2 separate regions of the Homo sapiens genome follow, and region 1 is linked to region 2. Evidence: chromatin contacts called from ENCODE POLR2A ChIA-PET data. All regions are on one chromosome and are shown on one strand. The core of a region is the stretch at or near the end of the contact, and the rest is flanking DNA. Distances in the headings are between cores, read along the strand shown.

Region 1 (3,859 bases), core at 1,041-3,540, 1.1 Mb before region 2:
GAGAAGGAAGAGGAACCCACAGTTCTGGCCCTGAAGACACCTTCCATCCACTGAGGGGGATAAAACACAGCTAGATTAAAAAGCAGAATGCAATCTGTCCTCAAAGGGAACAAAAGGGCCTGGGAGTTCGAAGAGAAGATCAAATCCAACTGAGAATGCGGAAAGGCTTTCCTGGAGAGAATGGCATTTGCAGAAGGCCTTGAAGGATAGGGGTAAGAAGTGTCCCTTGGAGAGGGGATGGCACGGACAATGCTTTTTGCACAATGACACACACGATGACCATCATCAGTTCTACAGAGGCGGGGGAGCACATGTGCAGGGAGGCGCGAGGAAGAGTTCAGGTACCTTACTCTGGCCTGGGATCTCCAGGGGAGTTTCTGCCTCAACCATTGGGAGCCACAGGAGGCTCCCCAGGCAAACAGAGAGGTGCCTCATGCTTGAGAAGGGTCTCTCTGCCAAGGATCAGCGGGAGAGGGGGCAGGGCCGGGAGACCAGCTACAAGGCTGCGGCAATAGTCCGGGTGGGGTCGTGGGGAGCAGGGATGAGGGAGGAGGGAATATGAGCTGCCGCAGGAGCTGGTCAGGAAGGGAAGGAAGTGGGAGGGAACCTCCTCCAGCTACTCCAGGACTGCAGCCTGGTGTCCTGCTGAGCCCTGTGCCTGACACCCCTCTCCCATCCAGGGGCTCACATGACCCCAGAGTTCACCCAGGCAGGCCCAAGCTCAGCGGCAGGAAGACCCCCTCTGAGGCCAGAGTATATGGCATGACCCCAAAGTCAAGCTGGGGACCACGGTCGTCCCCATTCACACTCGGCCCTAGAGTGGGGACTCTCCTGACCCAAAGGCCACCCAGGACTTACTCTGGGGCAGTTCTCCAGGACCCACTCCTGACACCCACTGTCGGTGAGTCAATTCTAGTCTGACAGCCCCCATCTTCCACCCACAAGAACTGGACTCTCTGGCCTCAGATCAACAAGTCACCTTATGTCACCACAGAAGCCAGTGCCACCTCCCACCTTCCTCCTCGGTCAAGATGTCAGATGGGGGCAGATGGGCCATGTGTCCATCAGGGGCGGCTCTGAGGAAGGATGAACGCCCACCTTCCCCGCAGCCTCAGGGCACAGGGGCCGAAGGCAGGAGAGGCCCCCTTTGGAGGAAGAGTTCCCCCCAGACCCTTCCATGAAATACAAGTTCTCTGAGCCTCAGTTTTCCTTCTCTAAAAAATGGTTTATCTTATCTTACCAAACCATGGAGACAGTAAAACAAAAATGGGGTTATCCTATGTTACCAGACCAGGAGACAGTCAAAAACAGGCAAAGGGTGCACAGTCCCTTGTACGCCCGTTGCTACTGTGGGAGTGACGTTCATATTGAATAGGAGCCCTAGGGTTTCTGCTGTCTCCATTTTCCTGCGGCCCCCGGAGACTTCATTTGCCTTGCTCGATTACCAGCCCAGACCTCCCTCGCTTGCCCTGTCCCCAGAGGCCGCAGAAAACAGACTCTGCAGTAGCCCCCGGACGCATCGGAGGAAGCAGACAGGCAGCTCGCCCTCCAGCTGTGCCCTCAGTGGACCTGACACACACCTGGTCCTGCTCTTCAGACACAGGACCCTGGTATTTCTAAGAAATCGGAAAACCGTCGCCCAGAGGAAAAGGAAGTCTTTTGAAGAGGGTGCCCGGCGTGGGCAGTGGGGCAGCGCCCCGGCACAGCCCCTTCTCCACCGCGTGGGAGGGAAGGGCTGTCGCGGCAGTCGCCGGGGTGAGGGAAGAGGGGTCCCGGGTCTAGCGGGGGTCTGCCCAGGACCCGCTGCTCAGCCCCAAATGCCCCGGCCTGCGCTCGCGGAGGAACCAGGGTGCGCCCCTGTCACGACGCGGGTAAGAGGGGCTTCGGGGGCCAGAGTTGTGCCCCGAGCGCACGTGTGCCGGGCCCGGAGTCCCCAGCGGGTCCCCAGAGGCGCGCGTGTCTGATGCGGATGGGGGGCGGCGACTGGGACTCCCAGCCTCCCAGCCCGTGACAGCGCCCCGGGAGAGCGCGGCCCGGGCACCCGAAGGCTGCGCACCAGCCGGGTGGACATGCGGGGCGGCTGTCCCCCGTGGGCCGCGCGAGTCACCCACCTGGGCGGGCAAGGCGTGCGCCGCAGCCCAGAGCTCCAGTCCGACGGCCAGCGCGGCCCAGACGGCGACGGGCGCCATGGGTGCGGGCGGGGTCCGGTTGCCCCCTGCCCTCGCGCCCTCGCGCCCTCGCAGCCCAGCGCCTTCTCTCCAGGCTCCGCTGCGCTCGCTAGCCCTCGACTGAAAGCGAAAGCCCGCGCCCCAGCGGGCCAGAGGCCAGGCGGCGGGGCGGGGCGGGGCCAGCCGGCCTTGGACACGCCTCCCCCACGCCCCTCCCCAGACGCTGCTGGGCCTCCGACCCGACCACTCCAGCATCGCTGGGCCGATACCTCCAGCGTCACTCCCAGCACTCGGGTGACCCCTCAACCTCCTCCTATCGTCCCCTCCTCTTCGAATCACCATCTCCACCTGCCCGGCCTCCACCTGCCCGGCCTCCACCTGCCCTCCCAGCTCCCACAGGCTTCCCTGTCCCGTGAGGGTGAGGCACTAATTTGGAAAAACATCCCCCAAAGCTGACAGCTGCTTTAGGGGAACCAAGAGAATTCTAGATCATTCACTTATTTAGACTCTATTTTAAATATATTTAATTCTTATTTTTTAATTTTTTTTGAGACAAGGTCTCACTCTTTCACCCATAGCTCACTGCAGCCTCCAACTCCTGCGCTCAAGCGATCCTCCCACCTCAGCCTCCCGAGTAGCTGGGACTACAGGCTCGGGCCACCATGCTAGGCTGATTTCTTTATAGAGATGGGGTTTCGCCATGTTGTCCAGGCTGGTCTCGAACTCCTGAGCTCACGTGTTCTTCCCACCCTCAAGTGATCTTCCCGCCTCTGGCCTCCCAAGGTGCTGGGATTATAGGTGTGAGCCACTGCACTCGGCCTGTTTAGACTCTAGAGCCAGACCACCTGGGTCTGGATCTCTGAACTGACCTCATAGGACTATTCTAAAAATTTAAAGATATGTAATATACATAATGCAGTCTGTACTTTATATATACTTAAGTAAGTATCTACATATATAACAATAGGCATTTATAAATCTTGGCTGTTGTTACTACTCTTCGCGTGTTCATTTATCCTTAAACACGCATCCAGCCTTCTCACAGGGAGAAGACTCTGCACTTCCCTGCTCAAGTCTCCTGCCCAGGCAGGGGGCAGATGAACAGAGGCTGGGAGAGAATGTCACCAGGGAAGCTGCAGGGCCCTGAGGGGCTGCTGAGACCAGGCCCAGGAGAGCTGGCTTCCCCAGGATTTACATCATGACCGAGCACCCATTCCAGCTGCAATCTGTCCCCCCATCCCCACTTTGAGTGCCAGCCCTAATACAGGGCCAGCCCTGCGGGGCCAGAGCACATTCCTCCAGCCCTGGATTACGGGGGTCCTAGCCCCCAGCACATAGGGCATTTCTAAGGGTTGGGGTGGGCTGGGTGGCAGGAGGCTATTCTGTTCCCTGTTTCCTCACTGCAGGCTGCCTGAAGAGGTACAGAGACCCTTGCTCCCGGCCACCAGCCCCACAGTGGAGCCTGCAAGGATGGTGCTTCTAGGTGCTGAGTGCTGAGTGAGAAACTGGGAAGTGACTCCCTGGGGATGGAAAACCCCACCTCCTGACCAGGAGGCTGGGAAATCACCTGGTTTCCACATGTTTCTGTGACATGGACCACGCTGAGGGTGTGGCTGGTATGACCCACAGCCTTAACTCTGCAGAGCCGCTGGACAGACATGCAGAGCTCTTCTGGCCCTTATGAGAATGCC
Region 2 (3,753 bases), core at 829-3,328:
GTGTCCCAGGCTGGAGTGCAGTAGCACAATCTTGGCTCATTGCAGCCTCCAGGTTCAAGCGATTCTCCTGCCTCAGCCTTCCAGGTAGCTGGGATTACAGGCACGCAACACCATGCCCAGCTAAGTTTTGTATTTTTAGTAGAGATGAGGTTTAACTCCAAAATAATTCTTTTTCCTGATCTTTTGCATGTGATTTACTATTTGATTTTTCTCTTTCTCTTTGTTTGTAAAACATAATTATTCTCTCCAGTGTTTTTAAATATGTGTAAAGCTGTATTAATATTTTTATCTCCTTTTCTGGGCACTTGGGGCACACTTTCGATCAGTATCACGTTCTTCAGTTCTGGGAAATTTTCTTGCATTATTATTATTGCTATGTATGTATTTTTTGAGACAAAATCTTACTCTGTCACCCAGGCTGGAGTTCAATGGCATGAACATGGCTCACTGCAACCTTGAGACCTCCTGGGCTCAAGCGATTGTCCCATCTCAGCCTGCCAAGTAGCTGGGACTAAAGGTGCATGCCACCATGCCTGGCTAATTTAAAAAAATTTTTTTTTTTTTTAGAGACAAGGTCTTGCTATGTTGCCCAAGCTGGTCTTGAACTCCCGGTCTCAGGCGACCCACCTGCCTCAGCCTCCCAGCCTCCTGGGATTATGGGCAGGAGTCACTACACCCAGCCAGAGTCCCGGTCTCTAAAAGAAAATAGGCCAGGCATGGTGGCTCACGCCTGTAATCCCAGCACTTTGGGAGGCTGAGGCGGGTGGATCACCTGTGGTTGGGAGTTCGAGACCAGCCTGACCAACATGGAGAAACTCCGTCTCTACTAAAAATACAAAACTAGCCGGACGTGGTGGCGCATGCCTGTAATCCCAGCTACTCGGGAGGCTGAGGCAGGAGAATTGCTCGAACCCCGGAGGCAGAGGTTTGGTGGCTCACACCTGTAATCCCAGCACTTTGCGAGGCTGAGGCAGGTGCATCGCTTTGGCTCAGGAGTTCAAGACCAGCCTGGGCAACACAGGGAGACCCCCATCTCTACAAAAAACAAAAACAAATATAAAGGGGATAAAAAAAAAAAAAAGACAAGACATGAATCCATGAGGACAGAGTGTGGAAGAGGAAGCAGCAGCCTCAAAGTTCTGGAAGCTGGAAGAACAGATAAACAGGTGTGAAATAACTGCCTGGAAAGCAACTTCTTTTTTTTTTTTTTTTTTTTTGAGGTGGAGTCTCACTCTGTCGTCCAGGCTGGAGTGCAGTGGTGCGATCTCGGATCACTGCAACCTCCGCCTCCCAGGCTCAAGCAATTCTCCTGCCTCAGCCTCCCGAGTAGCTGGGATTATAAGTGCGCGCTGCCACACCTGGATGATTTTTGTATTTTTAGTAGAGATGGGATTTCACCATGTTGGTCAGGCTGGTCTCAAACTCCCAACCTCGTGATCCACCCACCTTGGCCTCCCAAAGTGCTGGGATTACAGGTATAAGCCACCGAGCCCAGCCAAAAGCGACTTCTAAGCCTGCAAGGGAATCGGGAATTGGTGGCACCAGGTCCTTCTGACAGGGTTTAAGAAATTAGCCAGCCTGAGGCTGGGCACGGTGGCTCACACCTGTAATCCCAGCACTTTGGGAGGCTAAGGCAGGTGGATCACCTGAGGGCAGGAGTTCAAGACCAGCCTGACCAACATGGAGAAACCCCATCCCTACCAAAAATAAAAAATTAGCCAGGTGTGGTGGTGCTCGCCTGTAATCCCAGCTACTTGGGAGGCTGAGGTGGGAGGATTGCTTGAACACAGGAAGTAGAGGCTGCAGTGAGCTATGATTGCAGCACTGCACTGAAGCCGGGGCAACAGAACAAGATCCAAAAAAAAGGGAGGGGTGAGGGGCAGAGCCAGGATTTGTTTCCAGGCTGTTGTTACCTAGGTCCGACTCCTGGCTCCCAGAGCAGCCTGTCCTGCCTGCCTGGAACTCTGAGCAGGCTGGAGTCATGGAGTCGATTCCCAGAATCCCAGAGTCAGGGAGGCTGGGGGCAGGGGCAGGTCACTGGACAAACAGATCAAAGGTGAGACCAGCGTAGGGCTGCAGACCAGGCCAGGCCAGCTGGACGGGCACACCATGAGGTAGGTGGGCGCCCACAGCCTCCCTGCAGGGTGTGGGGTGGGAGCACAGGCCTGGGCCCTCACCGCCCCTGCCCTGCCCATAGGCTGCTGACCCTCCTGGGCCTTCTGTGTGGCTCGGTGGCCACCCCCTTGGGCCCGAAGTGGCCTGAACCTGTGTTCGGGCGCCTGGCATCCCCCGGCTTTCCAGGGGAGTATGCCAATGACCAGGAGCGGCGCTGGACCCTGACTGCACCCCCCGGCTACCGCCTGCGCCTCTACTTCACCCACTTCGACCTGGAGCTCTCCCACCTCTGCGAGTACGACTTCGTCAAGGTGCCGTCAGGACGGGAGGGCTGGGGTTTCTCAGGGTCGGGGGGTCCCCAAGGAGTAGCCAGGGTTCAGGGACACCTGGGAGCAGGGGCCAGGCTTGGCCAGGAGGGAGATCAGGCCTGGGTCTTGCCTTCACTCCCTGTGACACCTGACCCCACAGCTGAGCTCGGGGGCCAAGGTGCTGGCCACGCTGTGCGGGCAGGAGAGCACAGACACGGAGCGGGCCCCTGGCAAGGACACTTTCTACTCGCTGGGCTCCAGCCTGGACATTACCTTCCGCTCCGACTACTCCAACGAGAAGCCGTTCACGGGGTTCGAGGCCTTCTATGCAGCCGAGGGTGAGCCAAGAGGGGTCCTGCAACATCTCAGTCTGCGCAGCTGGCTGTGGGGGTAACTCTGTCTTAGGCCAGGCAGCCCTGCCTTCAGTTTCCCCACCTTTCCCAGGGCAGGGGAGAGGCCTCTGGCCTGACATCATCCACAATGCAAAGACCAAAACAGCCGTGACCTCCATTCACATGGGCTGAGTGCCAACTCTGAGCCAGGGATCTGAGGACAGCATCGCCTCAAGTGACGCAGGGACTGGCCGGGCGCAGCAGCTCACGCCTGTAATTCCAGCACTTTGGGAGGCCGAGGCTGGCTGATCATTTGAGGTCAGGAGTTCAAGGCCAGCCAGGGCAACACGGTGAAACTCTATCTCCACTAAAACTACAAAAATTAGCTGGGCGTGGTGGTGCGCACCTGGAATCCCAGCTACTAGGGAGGCTGAGGCAGGAGAATTGCTTGAACCTGCGAGGTGGAGGCTGCAGTGAACAGAGATTGCACCACTACACTCCAGCCTGGGCGACAGAGCTAGACTCCGTCTCAAAAAACAAAAAACAAAAACGACGCAGGGGCCGAGGGCCCCATTTACAGCTGACAAAGTGGGGCCCTGCCAGCGGGAGCGCTGCCAGGATGTTTGATTTCAGATCCCAGTCCCTGCAGAGACCAACTGTGTGACCTCTGGCAAGTGGCTCAATTTCTCTGCTCCTTAGGAAGCTGCTGCAAGGGTTCAGCGCTGTAGCCCCGCCCCCTGGGTTTGATTGACTCCCCTCATTAGCTGGGTGACCTCGGGCCGGACACTGAAACTCCCACTGGTTTAACAGAGGTGATGTTTGCATCTTTCTCCCAGCGCTGCTGGGAGCTTGCAGCGACCCTAGGCCTGTAAGGTGATTGGCCCGGCACCAGTCCCGCACCCTAGACAGGACGAGGCCTCCTCTGAGGTCCACTCTGAGGTCATGGATCTCCTGGGAGGAGTCCAGGCTGGATCCCGCCTCTTTCCCTCCTGACGGCC

What was found. ChIA-PET counts read pairs that join two places held with the same protein, here RNA polymerase II (POLR2A).
Region 1: POLR2A ChIA-PET joins it to region 2 with 11 read pairs in GM10248. The contact joins the promoter of TNFRSF1B here to the promoter of MASP2 in region 2. POLR2A ChIA-PET finds 5 or more read pairs at or near these places in 2 of 52 experiments (BJ and GM10248).

What each region holds. Positions count from the first base shown.
Region 1 is chr1:12,165,422-12,169,280 of GRCh38, reverse strand. TNFRSF1B (TNF receptor superfamily member 1B) reads right to left here and starts at 2,290. Exons shown (of 10, transcript NM_001066.3): 1 at 2,112-2,290. The coding sequence starts at 2,189. MIR7846 (microRNA 7846) reads right to left here and starts at 2,338; the gene lies at 2,243-2,338. RefSeq lists an enhancer at 1,223-1,864 and silencers at 1,905-2,134, 2,145-2,454.
Region 2 is chr1:11,045,564-11,049,316 of GRCh38, reverse strand. MASP2 (MBL associated serine protease 2) reads left to right here and starts at 2,078. Exons shown (of 11, transcript NM_006610.4): 1 at 2,078-2,114; 2 at 2,198-2,426; 3 at 2,584-2,761. The coding sequence starts at 2,110. RefSeq lists an enhancer at 2,741-3,573.